3 separate regions of the Homo sapiens genome follow, and regions 2 and 3 are each linked to region 1. The links are chromatin contacts, found by Hi-C or POLR2A ChIA-PET in ENCODE. All regions are on one chromosome and are shown on one strand. The core of a region is the stretch at or near the end of the contact, and the rest is flanking DNA. Distances in the headings are between cores, read along the strand shown. Region 1 holds the start of ZNF26 (zinc finger protein 26). Region 2 holds the start of ANKLE2 (ankyrin repeat and LEM domain containing 2). Region 3 holds the start of GOLGA3 (golgin A3).

The links. A loop is a pair of places that touch in the nucleus more often than their neighbours do. ChIA-PET counts read pairs that join two places held with the same protein, here RNA polymerase II (POLR2A). Pooled maps may share reads with other maps.
Region 2: a loop to region 1 is called in a map of CD8-positive, alpha-beta T cell, with 4 times the contacts of the local background. The contact joins the promoter of ANKLE2 here to the promoter of ZNF26 in region 1. A Hi-C loop is called at or near these places in 2 of 168 maps with a recorded cell type or tissue (CD8-positive, alpha-beta T cell and naive thymus-derived CD4-positive, alpha-beta T cell), 6 of 37 single-sample maps with no recorded cell type and 15 of 50 pooled maps. POLR2A ChIA-PET finds 5 or more read pairs at or near these places in 3 of 52 experiments (MCF 10A, T-cell and activated CD4-positive, alpha-beta T cell).
Region 3: a loop to region 1 is called in a map of PC-9, with 25 times the contacts of the local background. The contact joins the promoter of GOLGA3 here to the promoter of ZNF26 in region 1. A Hi-C loop is called at or near these places in 4 of 168 maps with a recorded cell type or tissue (PC-9, ascending aorta, naive thymus-derived CD4-positive, alpha-beta T cell and 1 more), 9 of 37 single-sample maps with no recorded cell type and 20 of 50 pooled maps. POLR2A ChIA-PET finds 5 or more read pairs at or near these places in 7 of 52 experiments (CD4-positive, alpha-beta memory T cell, CD8-positive, alpha-beta T cell, HepG2 and 4 more).

Annotation. Positions count from the first base shown.
Region 1 is chr12:132,985,081-132,987,690 of GRCh38, reverse strand. It overlaps ZNF26 (zinc finger protein 26), which reads right to left and starts at 1,324. Exons shown (of 4, transcript NM_019591.4): 1 at 818-1,324. The coding sequence starts at 850. RefSeq lists enhancers at 704-753, 479-978, 1,234-1,703.
Region 2 is chr12:132,760,548-132,763,157 of GRCh38, reverse strand. ANKLE2 (ankyrin repeat and LEM domain containing 2) reads left to right here and starts at 1,326. Exons shown (of 13, transcript NM_015114.3): 1 at 1,326-1,540. The coding sequence starts at 1,360. RefSeq lists enhancers at 658-757, 1,112-1,980 and silencers at 908-1,197, 1,288-1,877.
Region 3 is chr12:132,827,563-132,830,172 of GRCh38, reverse strand. It overlaps GOLGA3 (golgin A3), which reads left to right and starts at 1,304. Exons shown (of 24, transcript NM_001389683.1): 1 at 1,304-1,370. RefSeq lists silencers at 787-996, 1,367-1,426, 1,927-2,026 and an enhancer at 1,077-1,216.

The DNA.
Region 1 (2,610 bases), core at 75-2,574:
TTTAGACCTCCCATGTGAGTTACAGGCTGAAATACAGGCATTGGATATTCAACACCTGCGAAAGTCATTCCCAGGGTCCCTCTTCCAATAGCATTCCTAGTCTCCGGCTGTATAGCTCAATGGTAGAGCACCACATCCGGCAACGTCGTCAACACCACTCACCGAGGGCAAAGGATTTGGCAATCAAATCACTTGTAAAGACTCCCCTCTGGTTCACTCCATCAATAATTCATAAAGTCCCGATGATCCACTGGCCCGCCCCTTACCTTTCGGACTCTCGAGCTCCGCTCCTAGCCTTTTCTCCCTATTCATTCACCTGTAATTGCGTCCATAGTTCACTAGACTACCCTCTCCACCAAACCAAAGCTCCTCTAAAATTAGGAACATACATAATTTATCTCTGCATTGCCAGCACCAGCCTTAGAGTCCAGCAGACAAAAGGACACTCCATAAACAAGCATTTGGCCAAACGAAAAAGGAGGAACTGATCATTTCTCCAGCTAAGTTCTAAGGGTCTCCATAAGACAACTTTGTGTAGAAAACATGAAATGATGGAGGATCCTCAGACTTCAGGGCCCGCAGCTGGCCATGAAGTGCAGTATAACTGCCCGTCACAGAATACCACAGGCACGTTTCTGCAGGGCCAGAGCTTGGGCGAGCTTCAGAGGCGCTTTGGTTTGGTGGGGAGGGTAGTCTAGTAAACTACGCACACAATTACAGCTGAATGTGAGTTCAGTTCCCGGAGTAACCCTGAAGAGATTAACGTGGCCACCCTCAGTATCCAGTCGAATTTTAAACACGGAAAGTCTCTACTTACCCAGCACGAAGCTGTCCGGAAACTGGTGGCCATCCCCACGCCCACGTTCGCGCGCTGCCTGCGGGGGCAGGACCCGCGGGCTGCGGAGAGACCGTGAGGGATGCGTCCGCCCGAAGACAGGTGCGGGACCAGGGCCCCAGGCTCCTGACCGTCCCGGGGCCGAGTCGTTGGCAGGGACGCCGGCTCCTCAGCTCTCGCCCAACACAGACCGCGCGTGACTAGACAACCTCCCGGTCTGGGTACCAGGAGTCGCACGGATGGATTTGTGCCTTTCCGTGGCCCTGACTCGGGAGAGCAGGAGGCTGATCTGGCCCCGTCCACGCCCCGGACCGACGGAAGTGTTTAGCTGGTCAAGTCTCTGGTCTGCCCAGGATAATCCGAGCCGCTTAGCTCCGCGCCTCCGCGGCCACAGAGACTCAGCCAGGTACACCCGCTGGCCAGATTCCGGTCCACTGAGTCTAAGCCGGAAACAGCCCTGCACGCGCGCACCCGACTAAGGCCGGGAGTGCGGCGCATGCGGAAGTGCGTCCTGCGTCGATGCGCCAGGACGCGAAGGCGCCGGAAAAACTACATCTCCCACAATCCTCGGAGAAGGCTCCCTCGTTACAGGCCTGGCTTCCAGCTGCCGCGGATCTAGAGAGGGGCACAGCCTGACGGGAAAGGAAGGCTGGGAGGGGGCTCCGCCAGCGGCACCTGGTTCACCCTCCCACGGCTGCGCCAGGTTCAGTACCATCCTCGGAGCCTGGACGCCCAGTTTCCCAGGGCCTGTAGAACTGACTCAGAGTCCGACCCCAGCAGAGACGCAGGCGTGCTGAGGTTTTGATATCAAACAAGATAGGGTTCAGACCAGAAGGCACAGCAAAAAAGGACGCTTTGTAAAGCTAAAAGCTGCAGTTCATAGGGTTAAATAACAGTTTTGAATATCAGTGCACCAAATAATACAGTAACCAACTTCATAAAGGAGAAACTATAGTAGATGTGAAAAACAAATAAATAGAACCACACCAGTAATGAAACTGCCTTTGCAAAAATTATATCAGTGAGAAAATTATAGCAGTGGGGGAGGTCTAATCTAACCAAACCCCCAACTCTGCGCGCCTTTGGCTGTCAAGATGCCTTCATTATTCCTGGGCTTAGGCCAAGCTAACTTTGGAAGACATTTAGGTTATAGTTCAAATGATAGCCCTTTTCCAAAACCCAACTGCCTTTGTAAAACCTATGAGAGACCACCAAGCTAGCGGGAGGAGAGGAGCCTGAATTCTGCTAAGATGTGGATTGGTCACAAGACACGCAACTTCCCCAGTTACTCCTACAGATAACACCACTATTGTAGATTGGCCTTTTGAGATTTAAAAATGTGCAAAATGGCCAGGCACGATGGCTCACGTCTGTAATCCCAGCATTTTGGAGGGCTGAGGTGGGTGGATCGCATGAGCCCAGGAGTTGGAGACTAGCCTGGGCAACATGGTGAAACCTCGTCTCTACAAAACATATCAAAAGTAAGCCGGATGTGGTGGCATGCATCTGTAGTCTCAGCTACTTGGGGGGCTAAGGCAGCAGAATTGCTTGAGCCCGTGAGGTGGAGGTTGCAGTGAGCCGAGATTGCACCATTGCACTCCAGCCTCGATGACAGGAGTGAAACCCTGTCTCAAAAAAAAAAAAAAAAAAAAAGTGCCAAACATCTGAATAGACATTTCTCAAAAGAAGACATACAAATGGCAAACAGGTATATGAAAAGGTACACAATATAATTGATCATCAGAGAAATGCAAATCAAAACTACAACGAGATAT
Region 2 (2,610 bases), core at 77-2,576, 220 kb after region 1:
ATCCAATGATATTTTTTAAGAGATGGGGTCTTGCTATGTTGGTCAGGCTGGCGTGCAGTGGCTATTCACAGGCGAGATCACGCTCATGGCAGCCTCGAACTCCCGGACTGAAACTACCATCACCCCTCACGCTCCAGAGTTGCTGAGACTACAGACCTGAGCCACCTCGCTCAGATCAATTATGTTTTTAACCAAGGATATCAATTATATTTTTCAGGTCTTTCATTTTCATTTAATAATATCTAAATTAGGCGGGGCGCGGTGGCTCACGCCTGTAATCCCAGCACTTTGGGAGGCCGAGGCTGGTGGATCACTTGACATCAAGAATTCGAGACCAGTCTGGCCAACATGAGGAAACCCCGTCTCTACTAAACATGCAAAAATTAGCCAGGCGTGGTGGTGGGCACCTGTAATCCCAGCTACTTGGGAGGCTGAGGCAGGAGAATCGCTTGAGCCCAGGAGGCGGAGGCTGCAGTGAGCCGAGATCGCGCCACTGCACTTCAGCCTGGGCGACAGAGCAAGACACCGCATCAAAAAATAAATAAAACATCTAAATTACATACAGTAAAATCCTCCTTCCCTTTTTCGAGACAGGGTCTCACTATTAGGTTGGTGCAAAAGTAATTGCGGCTTTTACCATGACTTTCAAAATATTTGCCCGGGCTGGTCTCGAGCTCCCGGGCCGTGGGGATCCTCCCGCCTCGCCTCCCAAGGCGCTGGGACTCCGGACGCAGCCGCCGCGCCCGGCAAAATCCGCGCTTTCAACTGCGCGTCAGGGCCCCTTGGTGAAGGAGCGGGAAGCTCCGCCGGTCTCCATAGCGCCGGCGGCCTGTTCTGCGGGTTCGCGGGGGAGTGAGAGGCGCTTCCTCACTCCTGCTCCAGGACGGGACGACGGCCGCAAACAGTACTCGGGCTCGGAGCACACGAACCCGGAGGCCGCTTCGTTCTCGGAGACGCACAGCGCCCCACGGACGCCAGGCCGGGGCCGGGAGGCGCGAAGAAGCGCCGCCCCGCGCCCGGCCCCGCCCTGGTGGCCTCCCCGGGCCCCAGCCCCGGCCCCCGCCAGCACATTGCGCTCCCCGCGCCTCGCCGGTCCCAGGACCCCGCGTCGGGCTGCCCGCGCCCCGCCTGCCGCGCCCGCCCGTCCGCTCGCCCGTTCCCGCCCGCTTGGGTCCCAGGGCCGGGGCCGCGCCCTCGCCGGGCCTCCGCGAGCGGGGCCGCCGTCCGTGTCCCCCGCGCCGCCCCGGCCGCCTCGAGCGCGGCGCCGTCAGGCAGGGCGCGGGCAGCCCGGCGCGGGGTCCTGGGACGGGCGCGGCGCGGGGCGCGGGCTTCTCGGCGGCTGCGGCCCGGGCGGCGGCGATGCTGTGGCCGCGGCTGGCGGCGGCCGAGTGGGCGGCGCTGGCCTGGGAGCTGCTGGGCGCCTCGGTGCTGCTGATCGCTGTGCGGTGGCTGGTGCGGCGGCTGGGCCCGCGGCCGGGAGGTCTGGGCCGCAGCGGGACCCCAGTTCCTCCGCCAAGCGCGGCCGCCGCCCCCGCCTCAGGTAAGGCCCAGGCGGTCGCTGGGTCCCCGCACCCTGGCCCCTTCCCCGCCCCGACGCCCTCCTCGGGCCTGGGGTCCCGGCCGCGCCCCTGGAGCCGGCAGCAGTTGGGCGAGGCGGCCGGGGAAACCAGGGCCGGTCGGGAAAGGCCATTCCGGCCGCGGAAAGGGCAGTTGCGGGGACTTGGCTTCCCGGGCCGGGGGCGGAGGGGCCACGCCGGGTTCGGGGGTGAGAGCTTTCCCGGGCCCTGGAGCAGCCTCCGGGGAAGGCGGCGGGGGCCCGGCGAGGCGTTAGCGGAGACTCTTGCTGCGGTCTCTCGAGACCTGGGGAGGGATGGCCCAAAGGAGGGCGGCGCGGGGAGGAAACCCCTGGGTCCCGGATGTGTTTGGAACGTGAAGCCATTGCGGTTACTGGTCATGGAACATAAGGCAGAGACGGAAAAGGCAAATGTAACTCAGGGGTTTGGGGCCAGAGGAAGAGGGAGAAGGTGGCCATTTATTGCTTTGCGGTAGACTGTCGGGTCTGGGTGATGTGGAGATCAGAGGTGGGTTTTGGTCGTTTTAAGTTTGAGGTAACTGATACAGTGAACTGTGTATTTCAGCTCCATCCCCTTTTCCTGGCATACAACTCTTGAAATCCCGGGAACCTCCAAAGTGATGTCTTTTGTAGGCTGAGTGGACTGGTGGCCGGCAGCCCCTAGGGAGCTTCTGGATGGGGCTGGTCGCAGGAAAGACCAAGGCAGGGTTAGAGGTTCTGGGGACTTTCAGCCCCACCCCCAACCTCTGGGGAGGAGAGAGGGGTGAAGGTTGCGTTGATCACCAGTGGCTGATGAATCACGCCTGTGAAATGAAGTTCCTGTAAAAACCCAAAAGGGCTGGGTTCAGGGAGCTTCCAGATAGTACGTGGGGGTTCCTGGAGGCGGTGCCCAGAGAGGCCCTGAATTTCCAAGCGCTTCCCCCCGGTTTTACGTCACGCATCTCTTCACCTGTATTCTTTGTAATCCTTTATACTCTGCTGGTAAGTGTAAGTAAAACATGTCTGTGAGTTCGGGAGCCACTCTAGCAAATTACCGC
Region 3 (2,610 bases), core at 55-2,554, 160 kb after region 1:
AGTAGAGATGGGTTTCACCATTTGGCCTGGCTGGTCTCAAACTCCTGACCTCAGGTAATCCGCCCACCTTGGCCTCCCAAAGTGTTGGGATTACAGGCGTGAGCCACCGCATCCGGTGAAAAGTTTCTAATTTTTTCATGAAGTTTACTCTATCAACTTCTTTTGTGAATTGTGTTTTTTTGGTCAGATCTAAGAACTCTTCCCCAAGCTCTAGATGTGAGAAATTCTGTTTTCTTCTAAAAGTTGTATATTTTACGCCTCAGTCTGATCATTTTGTGTTAGAATTTGCATTTGCAGATAACATGATGGCCCATGTAAAAAATACAAGGATTTTACAACAACAACCGCAAAACACCAAATGAACCCTCAAACTAATGAGTTCAGCGAGGTCTCAGGATAAGAAAATCAACATAGAATTCATCACATTTGTGTAGACCAACAGTGAACACGTGGAAAACGTCAAAAACGCAGTGTTACAGTTGTTTGATGTGAAATACTATAAACTTAAAAGGTGCAGAATCTGTATGCTGAAATTACAAAATGCTGGTGGAAGAAATCAAAAGACCGAAATAAATGGAGGGGCCACCAGGGACGCAGATGAAGGACCGAGTCAGCGATGCCCGTGCTCCCCAAACGATCTGCAGCAGTTCCCATCAAAATCCCAGAAAACTTCGTAGACTGAAGCGTATTCCAAAATCCGCAGAGATGAGCGCAACATCACAGAGGACCCCGAGGCGCCCTCCAGGCCATTTCCTTCCTGACAGCTGGAAGAGCGGCCTGGCGGATGAGGGAAGGTGGAAAGCCGTTCCCCAGCGGCCAGCGGCCCGCGCCGTCCAGCTTTGCCCTTTTTAAAGGGGAAGCAAATAGGGTCCAAAGCAGCGTCGCCTTTGATCTGGCACCTGAAGCGCGAAGGGCGCCGGCCGGGTGGAGGTGCGGGGTTGGGGCGGGGACCCGACTAGGGCGGGCGGGGAAGTCACGCCCACACCGAGCTCGGCCGCGCCCATGCCGAGCCCCGGCCACGCCACTTCCGCCGGAAGCTCGGTTCAGCTTCCTGAAAGAGTTGGTCCTGCAGTTCCGGAAGTTGCGTTTCTACTAGGGAAAGGTCCGCAAACTCTTAAGGTCACTTTCTGAAGGCGGCCTCATCACAGTCGGAGGTGAGCTCGATCCGGACCCTGTGGGCAGAGGGTCCCCGGCCCTAGGGTGGCCACTTGAAGAAGAGGAGGACGTTCTCTGTTCCGGAACGAAAGTAGCGCGTGCAGGCTGTTTCCGGGGACCCGAGGCCGATGCACCGCTCGCCCCGCCCCTCTCACGGCCACGTCTCCGCCGGAGCATCCGGGCCGGGCGGCCTCCGGGGCTGCCAGAGCAGCAGGGTGAGGGGCTCGGAGGCCGCGGCGCCTCGGGGCTCGGGCTCCCGCTCCCGCTCCCGCTCCCGCAGTGCATGGGCGGGGGAGGCTCGAGGGGCGGCGGCGGGGCCTGGGCGCGTCCCTGCAGCGTGGCGGGACGGCCCCGTTCCAGTCACCCCCGCCTCGCTGCGGTGGCCTCGGGCCTGGGCGCCCGCCTTCAGCTGCGGCGGAGCTGGCTCTGTAAATGCCGGTGCCCGCGAGCCCTCCTGAATGCTTGTCTGCGCCCGACGAGCGCGGCCTGTCCCGAAGCTGTCCACTGCCACCACTCGGGCAGTGCTTGCTTTAGCCTGGCCCTTTGCAGCTGAAAGGCGTGACATGGTGTCGGGTGGTTCGTGGGAAGTCGGGGTTTCAGGAGTCCGTGTACTTCCTTGTTTGTCTTTGTCGCTGGCCGACTTGTCTTCATTCCAGGTGGCCAGAGCGAGTGGGGCCGGGCGTTGTCACGGGTATGAACCCGACGAATGTCAGTCGTGTGGCGGGTCCTGGGTATTGTGGGTCTGGGTCACTGCCCCCGCGGAGCCCACCTAGGACAGGGACACCCAGGGTCGCCAGCGAGAGGGTACCGGGCGGTGGTTGGGTGGGGTCCGCTACTCTAAGTGGGAGCCTGGGGGGCGGGCGACTTCCGTGCTAAGGCCTCTATGACGAGAAGCAAGCCAGGCAAAATTGTGAGAAAAGCGCGCCTCAGGCAGAAAGTTTGAAGACCCTGAGGGCGGAGGATGTGGCCACAGTGTAATGGCAAAGGGGGAAAGCGATGGCGGTAAGGATGTTGGTGTAGGCAGGTGCTGGATTCTTAAGAGGTTGGAGTTTATTGTCACTGGGCCAGTGTAAGCCATTTACAGATGACTCATGGATTTTTTTTTTTTTTTTAAGAGACTGGGTGTGTTGCTGTATTGCCCAGGCTGGTGTGGAACTCCTGGCCTCAAGCGATCCTCCCACCCCAGCCTCCCAAAGTGCTGGTGTTACAGGTGTGAGCAGCCACACCCGTCGTCGTGGATTATTTTGAACTGTCTTTTAAACGACATCAACATAGCGCTTTATAACCCTTTAATATCTTTTCAGGCAGTATACCTTAAATGGCAAGAAGGAAATAAATCATCTGACATCACTCAGATTGAAGAGGAGCTTTTTTTCCCCCGATTGCCTTAAGAAGTAGCATACTTTCCCAAGTGAGAATGCCTTCAGTTGGCTTTTAGCGATTTTGACAAGCAAC